2 separate regions of the Homo sapiens genome follow, and region 1 is linked to region 2. The links are chromatin contacts, found by Hi-C or POLR2A ChIA-PET in ENCODE. All regions are on one chromosome and are shown on one strand. Each heading gives the region's core, a stretch centred on a gene start or an enhancer-like site at or near the end of the contact. The rest is flanking DNA. Distances are from core to core; before and after follow the strand shown. Region 1 holds the start of ABITRAM (actin binding transcription modulator). Region 2 holds the start of TMEM38B (transmembrane protein 38B).

What was found. Hi-C counts contacts between places; a loop is a spot of excess contacts on that map. ChIA-PET counts read pairs that join two places held with the same protein, here RNA polymerase II (POLR2A). Pooled maps may share reads with other maps.
Region 1: a map of naive thymus-derived CD4-positive, alpha-beta T cell shows a loop between it and region 2 (21-fold over the local background). The contact joins the promoter of ABITRAM here to the promoter of TMEM38B in region 2. A Hi-C loop is called at or near these places in 1 of 168 maps with a recorded cell type or tissue (naive thymus-derived CD4-positive, alpha-beta T cell) and 10 of 50 pooled maps. POLR2A ChIA-PET finds 5 or more read pairs at or near these places in 1 of 52 experiments (T-cell).

Annotation. Positions count from the first base shown.
Region 1 is chr9:108,930,684-108,935,657 of GRCh38, reverse strand. ABITRAM (actin binding transcription modulator) reads right to left here and starts at 1,258. Exons shown (of 6, transcript NM_017832.4): 1 at 1,093-1,258; 2 at 1-20. The coding sequence starts at 1,171. It overlaps ELP1 (elongator acetyltransferase complex subunit 1), which reads left to right and starts at 1,534. Exons shown (of 37, transcript NM_003640.5): 1 at 1,534-1,794; 2 at 4,457-4,661. The coding sequence starts at 4,512. RefSeq lists a silencer at 1,032-1,311 and an enhancer at 2,062-2,291.
Region 2 is chr9:105,692,591-105,697,549 of GRCh38, reverse strand. TMEM38B (transmembrane protein 38B) reads right to left here and starts at 3,009. Exons shown (of 6, transcript NM_018112.3): 1 at 2,778-3,009. The coding sequence starts at 2,889. RefSeq lists a silencer at 2,906-3,175.

The DNA of each region.
Region 1 (4,974 bases), core at 9-2,508, 3.2 Mb before region 2:
ACAAAATTTTCCTTTGACATCTAGAAGAATACATGAGTCTGTTGGTGGCTGAAATCAATATTTACTACCACTATGTGGTACTTTCTTTGGGTCATATAGTTGATAATGAAGACTGGACACATACATGCTGCATGCTGATCACGGGTATCCCTTCATTACTCAAAAAGACATACCTAAAGGTTTCCTAGAAAGTATTTAAAGAGATCTGGCCCAGATAGAATAATTTATTCAACATTAAGGTAATTAACTCCTTGCTCCATCTTACTTTACACTCACTTCAAAATGAGTACACGTAGTATTTTTGCTAGGAAAATGCAATTAGCATCCCGTTCTTTATGATATATATTTTTTGTTGGTGGTTTCCAGGACTGTCCTGATGTTGGTGCAAGTCCGACATTCTGGGAAACCCCTCAGTCATGGGTGAACTAGGACAGGTTGGTCACCCTATGTTTGGCCAACAGAAAATATGCTACAATATATATTTTTTAAACTGAGTATAACCATTATCACTGAATGAAAGGAAGAAAGGAGAGTCCCCAACGATGCTCCCACCACTGGTTCTGCTTACACAAAACAGTACAAAAAGAATACCTACTTCTAAGTGGCAGATGGCGTCTCTTAAGGTAAATGTATAGATTCTTCTTCTTTCTAAATGTCTCTAATCTAACCCACCCTCTTCTCGCCATCCCTACTGCCTCTACCTTAGTTTCGATCTGATCATTTAAATAATTTTATGTATCGCTACTCCCTGTGAGAGTGAGCCCCTCAATCCCTCCAGGCACTTAAGGACTGTTGCAACCTAGCCCTCCGCCTACCTTTGGGGCCTCCGTTTAGAGTACTCATCTTACTGCGAGCAACACCCTAGAGCTCGCACTGCAATCGCCGGCCCCAGAATGCGCCCTGAAGTATTTCAGGCCACCAGGTCTTTGCAAATGCCATTCCCTGGGGCTAGACGGAACACAGAAGTCCAGTGCCTTCTGACGTGGGGACGGAGAGCCAGGGAGAGCGCGCGTGGCTTATGATCTGTCAACATAGTCTACACAGCATTAGGCCAGTGCGGCCAAGGAGGGATCAACATCACTCCGCACTTACCCGGTTTGTACCAGCGAGTGAAGTATCGATCCACGAGCGAAGGCACCACCGGCTCCGCGGCTTCGGGCTCGGTAGCCATGGCGACCTCCGGCGCCGCCACCCCCGCCCTCCGGGACCCCAGCGCTTCCTCCGCGCAGCCCGGACTGGGCGTGCTCTTCCGGCGCACAGCGCGTGTCGTGCGCACGCGCGCTGCTCTCAGGTCCGCAGGTTCCACCCCCCCCCCCGCCCCCCCCAATTACAGTGCTTTGGGGTTCGACATCAAAACAGAGATCAAATACAAAAGTTTGGGCAGATGGGCAAGAGGGCAGAGGGACAGGGGACGCGGCCAATGTAGCTCCTCTACCTCTACGGTGCCAGGCCTACAAAGAAGGCCGGCCGCCGTAAGTGACCAGAAGCGGGCCCGGCCTCGCCCCCTCCGCCTGGTGACGTCACTCCCGCGCCGCACTCCCAGTGCTGCGGCTGCCTAGTTGACGCACCCATTGAGTCGCTGGCTTCTTTGCAGCGCTTCAGCGTTTTCCCCTGGAGGGCGCCTCCATCCTTGGAGGCCTAGTGCCGTCGGAGAGAGAGCGGGAGCCGCGGACAGAGACGCGTGCGCAATTCGGAGCCGACTCTGGGTGCGGACTGTGGGAGCTGACTCTGGGTAGCCGGCTGCGCGTGGCTGGGGAGGCGAGGCCGGACGCACCTCTGTTTGGGGGTCCTCAGGTAAGCGATCCATCCAGGGTAGGGGCACGGGAGTGGACCTCTCCGCCGGCGGTGTCCGGGTGAAGGAGACCCGGAGCCTCCTCTGCCTGCTGCGGGCCGGGGACTGGAGTGCGGGCTGCACCACCTCTTTCCTAGAGCCTTAAATTCTTTTTGCAGCCTTGCCACCTGCTCCATCGGGGGCGCTGGGAGGCGCGACAGCCCAGGGATGCCTGCTGCCCCTCCAGCCGGACTTAACCCAGCCTCTTGATTGCTTGCAGGGGGTTGATAATAACGCTGAAAGCGAGAGTATTAATTCACGATGGAAGGCGGCGGTTAATAGAGGCTCGGGTGCTGTGGTGCGGGTCCTTTCTCGCGTGTGAGACTTTTTCGTGGAGGTGGTGTCCTCTGTGCTTCTCCATCTAACGTGGTGTTTTACGTGGCTTTCTCTCCCGTTAACGATGATCTCCGTGGAGACAGTGGCTGAGTAATCTTCAGATCCCAGTACTTAGCAAGTGCTCAGTCGGTGTTGGATGTAGGCCACAAACCGGATCGTAAAGAATTCAACTGTATATTGACAGCCACGGAACTAATCAATGAATAGATCCGTATGAAGAGTAAGCAAAAAGGCAGCAAAGACAGTTTTTCAGCTTGGGGACATAGAGTAGAAATGGTCTGTCCCCAAATAGTGGGAACTGTCATTTGGGGGAAGAATAGCAAGTTCTTTGCTTTCCAGGTCGCATTTGATGTGCATGTGAGACATGCTTGTGATTCTATCAGGAGGTTGAAAATGTGGGTTTAGTGGTAAGTTTGGGCTAATTCAGTCAGGGCTAGGCATTTAGGCCTAATCAGCGTATTGGTGATCTACCTGGTATATGTAATCATGCATGTGATGTCTAGCCAAGAGGTGGATAGTCGAAGGAGCAAGGGAAGAAAATGAAGCAGTTATCAGGAAATTAAGAGAGAATCCACGATTGACCTTTGGTGTGGAGGGATCTTTAGCACATTTAAGAACTGCGAAGAGTTTGAATCAGTGGAGGCAGGAAGGTTGGAGGTTGCAGATGTCCAAGAAAGAGTACTAATAGGCCTAGGTCCTGTGGCAATATGGAGGATATTCCTTTCCTAGCCTGGAAAGAAGTGGAGGGAAGTCTTCCTCCGAGAAGATAAGGGAATAAGGCTGATGGGTGTGAAATTTCAGAGAAACTAGTTTTGAGGCGTTTTTATGATGTTTAAAGATGAAAAACGCAGCCAGGCACGGTGGCTCAGGCCTGTAATCCCAGCACTTTGGGAGGCAGAGGCGGGTGGATCACTTGAGGTTAGGAGTTCAAGAACAGCCTGGCCAACATGGTGAAACCCTGTCTCTACTAAAAATACAAAAATTAACTGGGCATGGTGCCGGGCGCCTGTAATCCCAGCTACTCCGGAGGCTGAGGCAGGAGAATCGCTTGAACCCGGGAGGCAGATGTTGCGGTGAGCCGAGATCGCGCCATTGCACCCCAGCCTGGGCAATAAGAGCGAAACTCCGTCTCAAAAAACAAAAAAACCTGCATGATATGTTAGAGGTTCAAGTAATTTCTAGCAGTTCTTGAATATAATTGTCACCAAAACTTACTAAAATCATTGTCTTCCTCACTTCCATCATATATAAACTTACCTTTCTCTTATCCCACATTATATATTATATAATTCCTATGACACTTGACATTATCTTCTGTGTACTATTAGGATTGATTCATCTTTATTCTTTCTATGTCATACATATGTGGGGTGCCAAGATGAGAGAAGTCTCCTTGGATTAAAGTGACAATAAGACCGGTGTGGTCCTTGTAATTGCTACCCCTAACATAAGTTAGGGACTTACAATCATAAGCCTTAAAGGGATCTGAATATAAATAACTAGCACAGTAACATTTTTTTCCCCTACTTAGGTAATGTTATGCATTTAAGCAAGCCTGATTTTGCCAGACCAAAGTAGATGTCTTGTTTAGCACTCTTTTCTCACGTTTTATATTGTCCTGGGAAAAGCCTGGCCAGAAGAACAAAGTTACTGGAAGTAGTTATGTCAGGTCATCAGGGTCCTTGAAATGTTGGTCATCATTTTGAAGTAAATTGTTGTCATGTCCCAGTATTTTCTCTTCCCCTTTAGAACAGTAAATGCTTTTCTATCTTTGATTTCAGTTTTTTTATGAATGTATAAAACCAGTTTATAAATGAATAGACCTGGTGAATATTAAAGTCATTTCAGATTCTCTTCAACTGCCAGTATATAAAAATGGATTTTCAAATAGTGCTAATCAGTGGGATACCCTTTTGTTTTTCCTCATGATTTTATAAAGATGTCCTAATATGCAAAAATAAAATGTTTCCCCATTCATTTGTTCTTTCAACTTTCCCAAAGGAATAACTGATATTACATCTTTTTTGAAGAAAACATTCTAAAGTTGAGAATCTTGCCTCTCCTAAAAAGAACATAAAATAGGTTTCAGAATTCCTAATTTGTAGACCATAACTGTATAGAGTGGGTCAGGTTGCTGCTATAATCCATACATGGGTGTGTACTCAGAGAGGTAAGTTTTTTCTTTTCTTGGTTATTCTGATTCTGACTACCACTTCTTCACCCCCTGAATCATTTCATTTAAATAAATATGGTCATTTATCACTATTAAGCTATTTATTTTTCTCTTAGAGATTAATGATTCATCAAGGGATAGTTGTACTTGTCTCGTGGGAATCACTTCATCATGCGAAATCTGAAATTATTTCGGACCCTGGAGTTCAGGGATATTCAAGGTCCAGGGAATCCTCAGTGCTTCTCTCTCCGAACTGAACAGGGGACGGTGCTCATTGGTTCAGAACATGGCCTGATAGAAGTAGACCCTGTCTCAAGAGAAGTAAGTTACTGATGTAGAATGCCAGCATGTGGGTATGACCCTTGATTTCTCTTCTTCCAAATTTCTTTCCCCACATGGTCTTTCTTTATATCTTATTGAATTTATATCCTCCCAAATAAACATCTTTTGCTTCATATATATGCCATGTTAGACATAGCTTAAATCGTAATCCTTCTTTAACTCTGCTGCTATTTTAACCTAAGTCAGTAGAACTCTGACCTTACTTTTTGAGTGTGTGCCGTACTTTTTACCCTCTTTGTCATGCAAATTCTGTTTATAAGAGTGGTTTTTTTTTTTTTTTTTTTTGAGACGG
Region 2 (4,959 bases), core at 1,760-4,259:
TGACCAATAAGAGGCACAAACACATCAGTACCATGACAAACATAAATGAAAAATTGCTTTCTGATCATCAGAATGGCAAGATATTGAAGACCAATAATAGAACTGTCAAAGGAAATGGGCAGTCTAACACACTTCGGGTAAAAGGCTAAACAGGTACACTGTTCACTCTTGTGTCTGAATTCCATCATTTTTACCTCCTTACAAGTACTGGTACTGTATGATACTATATAAGTATTCAATAATCACGTGGTTCTCAAATTATGGAATCTCAGGAGCCCTCTACATCCCTAAAAATTAGTAAACAGATTAATGCTTGCCAAGGATAGGGGACAGCTTACACAAAAGTGCAGGAAGGAATTTAGGGTGGGTGAGGAAACCGTTCAGTATCTTGATTGTGATGGTAGTTGAATGACTGTATGTGTCTGTCCAAAAACACAGAACTTTTTATTAAAAATGGTGAACAGATTCTATGTGAATTACATCTTTTAAAAAATCGGACTTAAATTTCTTGACAACCCCAAAAGGTTTTGTTTATGTTGGCTACAAGTATCAATACTTAGCATCTTAGAAATTATAACTGAGAAAATTTTAAATAGTTGTGGCGGCTAAAGCAACTCCAACATCCGCCATGTTGACTTATGATTAACCCCAGTTCTGGGATTGCCTCTAAGATTTATATTTTATCTACTGTTCCTTGTGTAAAAGTATACACTTACCGATCTTGCCCTTAGGTCAAACAACCTTGACGCTATTTCACTTACCATAAATCCTGCTCTTAAGCAACTGTCCTACACATCTCTGGTTGGGGGTTGGGGGTCGGGTAATGGGGTGATCCACCATCTCCTTGGGGCCACCCAAGACATGGCTTCTGTTCTTAAGTCCCTTTTAAAGGTTTCTTTCTAAGAAACTGGATTCCTCAGCCTCTCAGCTTCCTCAGCCTTTGGGGATAGGACTGCATAGACCTGTCCACTATGCAACAATTGTTCTTCATGTTTTCATTTTTTAAAAAGTAAATGTATTAAATGTTAACATAAATAATGTATTCTTCAAGCCTGGCCAACATGGCGAAACCCCGTCTCCACTACTAAAAATACAAAAATTAGCCGAACTTGGTGGCAGGCGCCTCCCAGCTACTCCGGAGGCTGAGGCAGGAGAATCGCTTAAACCCAGGAGGCACAGGTTGCAGCACTGAGCCGAGATCGCGCCACTGCACTTCAGCCTGGGCGACAGAGAGACTCCGTCTCAAAAATAATAATAATAATAATGATAATGTATTCTTTATGAAAAATAACTTTTCCAAAACAAAAAACATTTAGTGAGAAGAATCACACTGTGTACATTCTAACAAATGTCTGGCTTCAAATAGAAAACTGTTAGATTCTCATATCTACTTCCTTCTGTTACAGTATCACAACTCAGGTAGCCTCTGGAAAACTCCACTGTACACTTCTGAAAAAATGAGAGTGAAAAAGATAACATCTGCATATTATTACGAAAGTAATTTTAAACTGGCAGTGTCAGAGAATCCCATGGGTCCCTGGACCACAATGTGAACATCTGATTCAGCCTATACAAAAAAAAATTTTTTTAATCAAATTCTGAACATGTAGTAGCAACAAAACTTACTTTTTTCAAATCAAAGAAATAATATCTTATGCAGATAATGTGTTCTACTTTAATGCAGTAATACCATCCTCATCCAGGTCAAAATTTGTACCAACGATTTAAACTGAGCTACAAACTTCAACATAAATGAAAAATATTTCTGAGGTCTAAGGATTTTTTAAAACCAGTAAGTAGTCCATAAGAAAGATACAGCATCATCCTCCAGACCTCACTCATCAACTATCCGTAGGGCAAGGCAGATGAAAGACAGCAAGAACACAAAGAAAGTAGGCAAAGAAATGTCTGACCTCAAAGAAAGAAGAGGTCCATACAACTAAAAGCACAGTAGAATAACTACAAAAGTAAAGCAGTATTAGAGCAAACGCACCCTGGTGTAAAATCCAATAAAATACAACTACTGTCCCTTGATCGCATTGCTAAAAGAACTCAAAATGCTGTTTCAAGACTATATCCCCATTCTGCAGATAGTGAAACTACGCCAGGTAACTCTTGCTTGTACAGTGTCCGTCGTGACTGTGAAAAGGGGAACGCACTCGCTTCTCACATGCTAGGCAGGGTGTTAGGACACTGCGTGAAGGGGAATCCTGGTCTGGCTACAGGAGGCTTTTTGTTTCAGTGCTTGTACAACTTTCATAACTGGAGAGTAGTCCGCAACCATCTATTACTCCAAGAGACTGAGTCAGAAACCTGCTGTCTCCTCACATGACTTTCAAACACTGCGAGCGAGTGGCGACACTGCGAGCGAGTGGCGACACTGCGAGCGAGTGGCGGTACCGCGAGGAGGCCGCCCAAGCCCTGGGCTGGCGCGGATATCTGTGGTTCCGAAACGCTGCGGCAGCTTCTGTCAGTCCTGGGACTTCTGCGGGCGGTTGGCAAGGTCGGCCCTGCTCGCCCAGGCTACGGCCTCGCGGACCCCAGGTCACGCCTCCTTTGAGGAGTACTAGAGCCTCCGTCCTCCCCCACGCTGTTTCCCCATCTGCACTCAGTAAGTCAGACCAACCGGCCCTTGGCGCCCCTCCAACTCTACCATCGAACTGTCTGGGCTAGCGGCCACTCAGCCGCCCACCCGACCCACCCGACCCACCCGACTTAGACGGTCCTCGCCGTCAGGAGCACTCTGAGGGGTCCGGCCCGCGGCGCCCCGCACTCACCCGGCTGACGTTTCACCGCCATCACTGACACTAGATAGTGCGCGATGTCAAAAAAGGGAAACATGGACGTGCGGGAGAAGGCCAGAGCCAACTCGTCCCATGGAGAATCCATAACGACCACCGACCGCGGCAACCGAAGCAGCCGCGGCTACTGGTTCCCCGCGCTCGCGCGGTGAGGAGTAGGAGAGGGCACAGCCGCGGCCGCCCGCTCCTCCGCGCCGGCTCCAGCTCCGCGCGTGCGCCCTGGCGCCGAGGGGGCGGGGCCGCGCTTCGCGGGAGCCGCAGGCTCACCGGCGCTAGGCGGGTGGGCGGGGCGAGCGGGTTCCCCGCGGCTCCAGCCGGCTCTTGCCTCGGTTCTCCTAGTAAGGGTCCAGCGTCTTCTTGGTCCTGGGCGCAGTGCAGGACCTGGAGAGCGTGCAGATGAACAAAACACGGTCCTCAAGGGGAGACGCTCAGAGTTGGATTTATTTCTGTAAATTGATGTCATTCACCTAACATTTATCGAGCAACCACAGTGCAAGTCACACTGTGACTTACTGGAGATATAAAAATAAAACAATAATATCCTGACCTCAAGAACTATGCGTTCCCTGAAAGAGATTTTTTATAAAAAGAGAAAAAACGCACATAATGGTACAAAAGCAGGTACTGAGAAGTATAGCTGCCGTGCGAGAGCAGTTCGAAACGAAGATTACAATTCTGGGAAGTGAGTAAAGTGACATGTGAGCTGGACTTTAAAAGTTAAGTGAGAAACACAAGCTAGGTGGGAGATGGAGGGAGGTGTTTTGGGTTGACTACAAAGTGAGAAATGAGGTTGGGAAAAGTCCTCGAATGGCAGACAAAGCCAGGCAGTTTGGCTCCAGAGGTTAAATTCTTGATCAATCACTATGTTAAGCTCAGAGCCAGAATCTCTTCTCCTAATCTCTACGCTAACTGGGTTGTTTGGTGGAAGGTGAGGGAGTAGAGGTGCAACGAAGCAACAAGATTAAGAATAGATTGATGAGAAGCGACTGACAACGGAAAATCAGAGGGTATTCACTGGTCCAAGCAAAAGGTAGTGGAGGCTGTGGCAGCAGAAATTGAGACCAATTGTGGGAAACATGGGTAGAAGCAGAATATCGTCAGTGAGTGTCAGTCTGTACAGGCGGGAAAGGAAGCATTTGTCAAATAAAATGAGGAACGGGTGAGTAGGAGGATTGTGGTTGCATTCTGATAAATAGGAAACAAGAAGGAATAGGTTTGGGTAAGAAAAAAAACTAGCTTGGCACACTTATTTGATGTGTGAACAGATTATGCTGGCACCAGGAAATTGGAGAAACGTGATTAGCTGCTAGGTAGGTGACAGCTTCACGGGTGTATGCACTGCAAAAGGAGAATTTTTTTTATCTGAATATGTATTCATTAATTTTAATTCATTTAACAAAATGTTTTTTGCGTGCCTACTATGTAACCAGCATTTTGCTGGATGTCAGAAATACTGCCCTAAACACTAAGTGTTTAAAACGTAGGAAAATTGTAGTAAATCTCTACACTTCATTACTTATCAAGAAAGAATAGACTTGTTCAAATACTTTTCACGTGTGGTTTTCTAAGCAAGCACTTCCCGTAGAGAAAAGTCTTTAGACCTGTAGCACACTTTCTAGCAAAACTAAGGGGAAAAAAACCACCTGTGAATATTTATACTTTCCTGTTTAAGTCTGTTCTTTCCATACTTTTTACACATTCGCTTATTTTTGGAATTTTAGTTTTGCGAATTTAGGCTCAGAGTTTGGATATTACTTCTTTTTTTTCTTTTCTTGTTTTTTTTTTTTTTTTTTTTTTTTTTTTTTGATATGTAATCTTGCTCTGTTGCCAGACGAGTGCAGTGGCGCGATCTCGGCTCACTGCAACCCCCAACTCGCTGATTCAAGCGATTCTCCTGCCTCAGCCTCCCGAGTAGCTGGGATTAAAGGCACGTGCCACCACGTTTTTTTTGTATTTTTAGTACAGACGGGGTTTCACCATGTTGGCCAGGATGGTTTGGAACTCCTGACCTCATGATCCGCCCGCCTTGGCCTCCCAAAGTGCTGGGATTACAGGCGTGAGCCACTCACACCCAGCCTGGATATTATTTCTTTAAATATTTTACATTTTAACAGTCTTAAATTTTGCAAAATATATGGTTAGTCTTTGGACTTAAAAA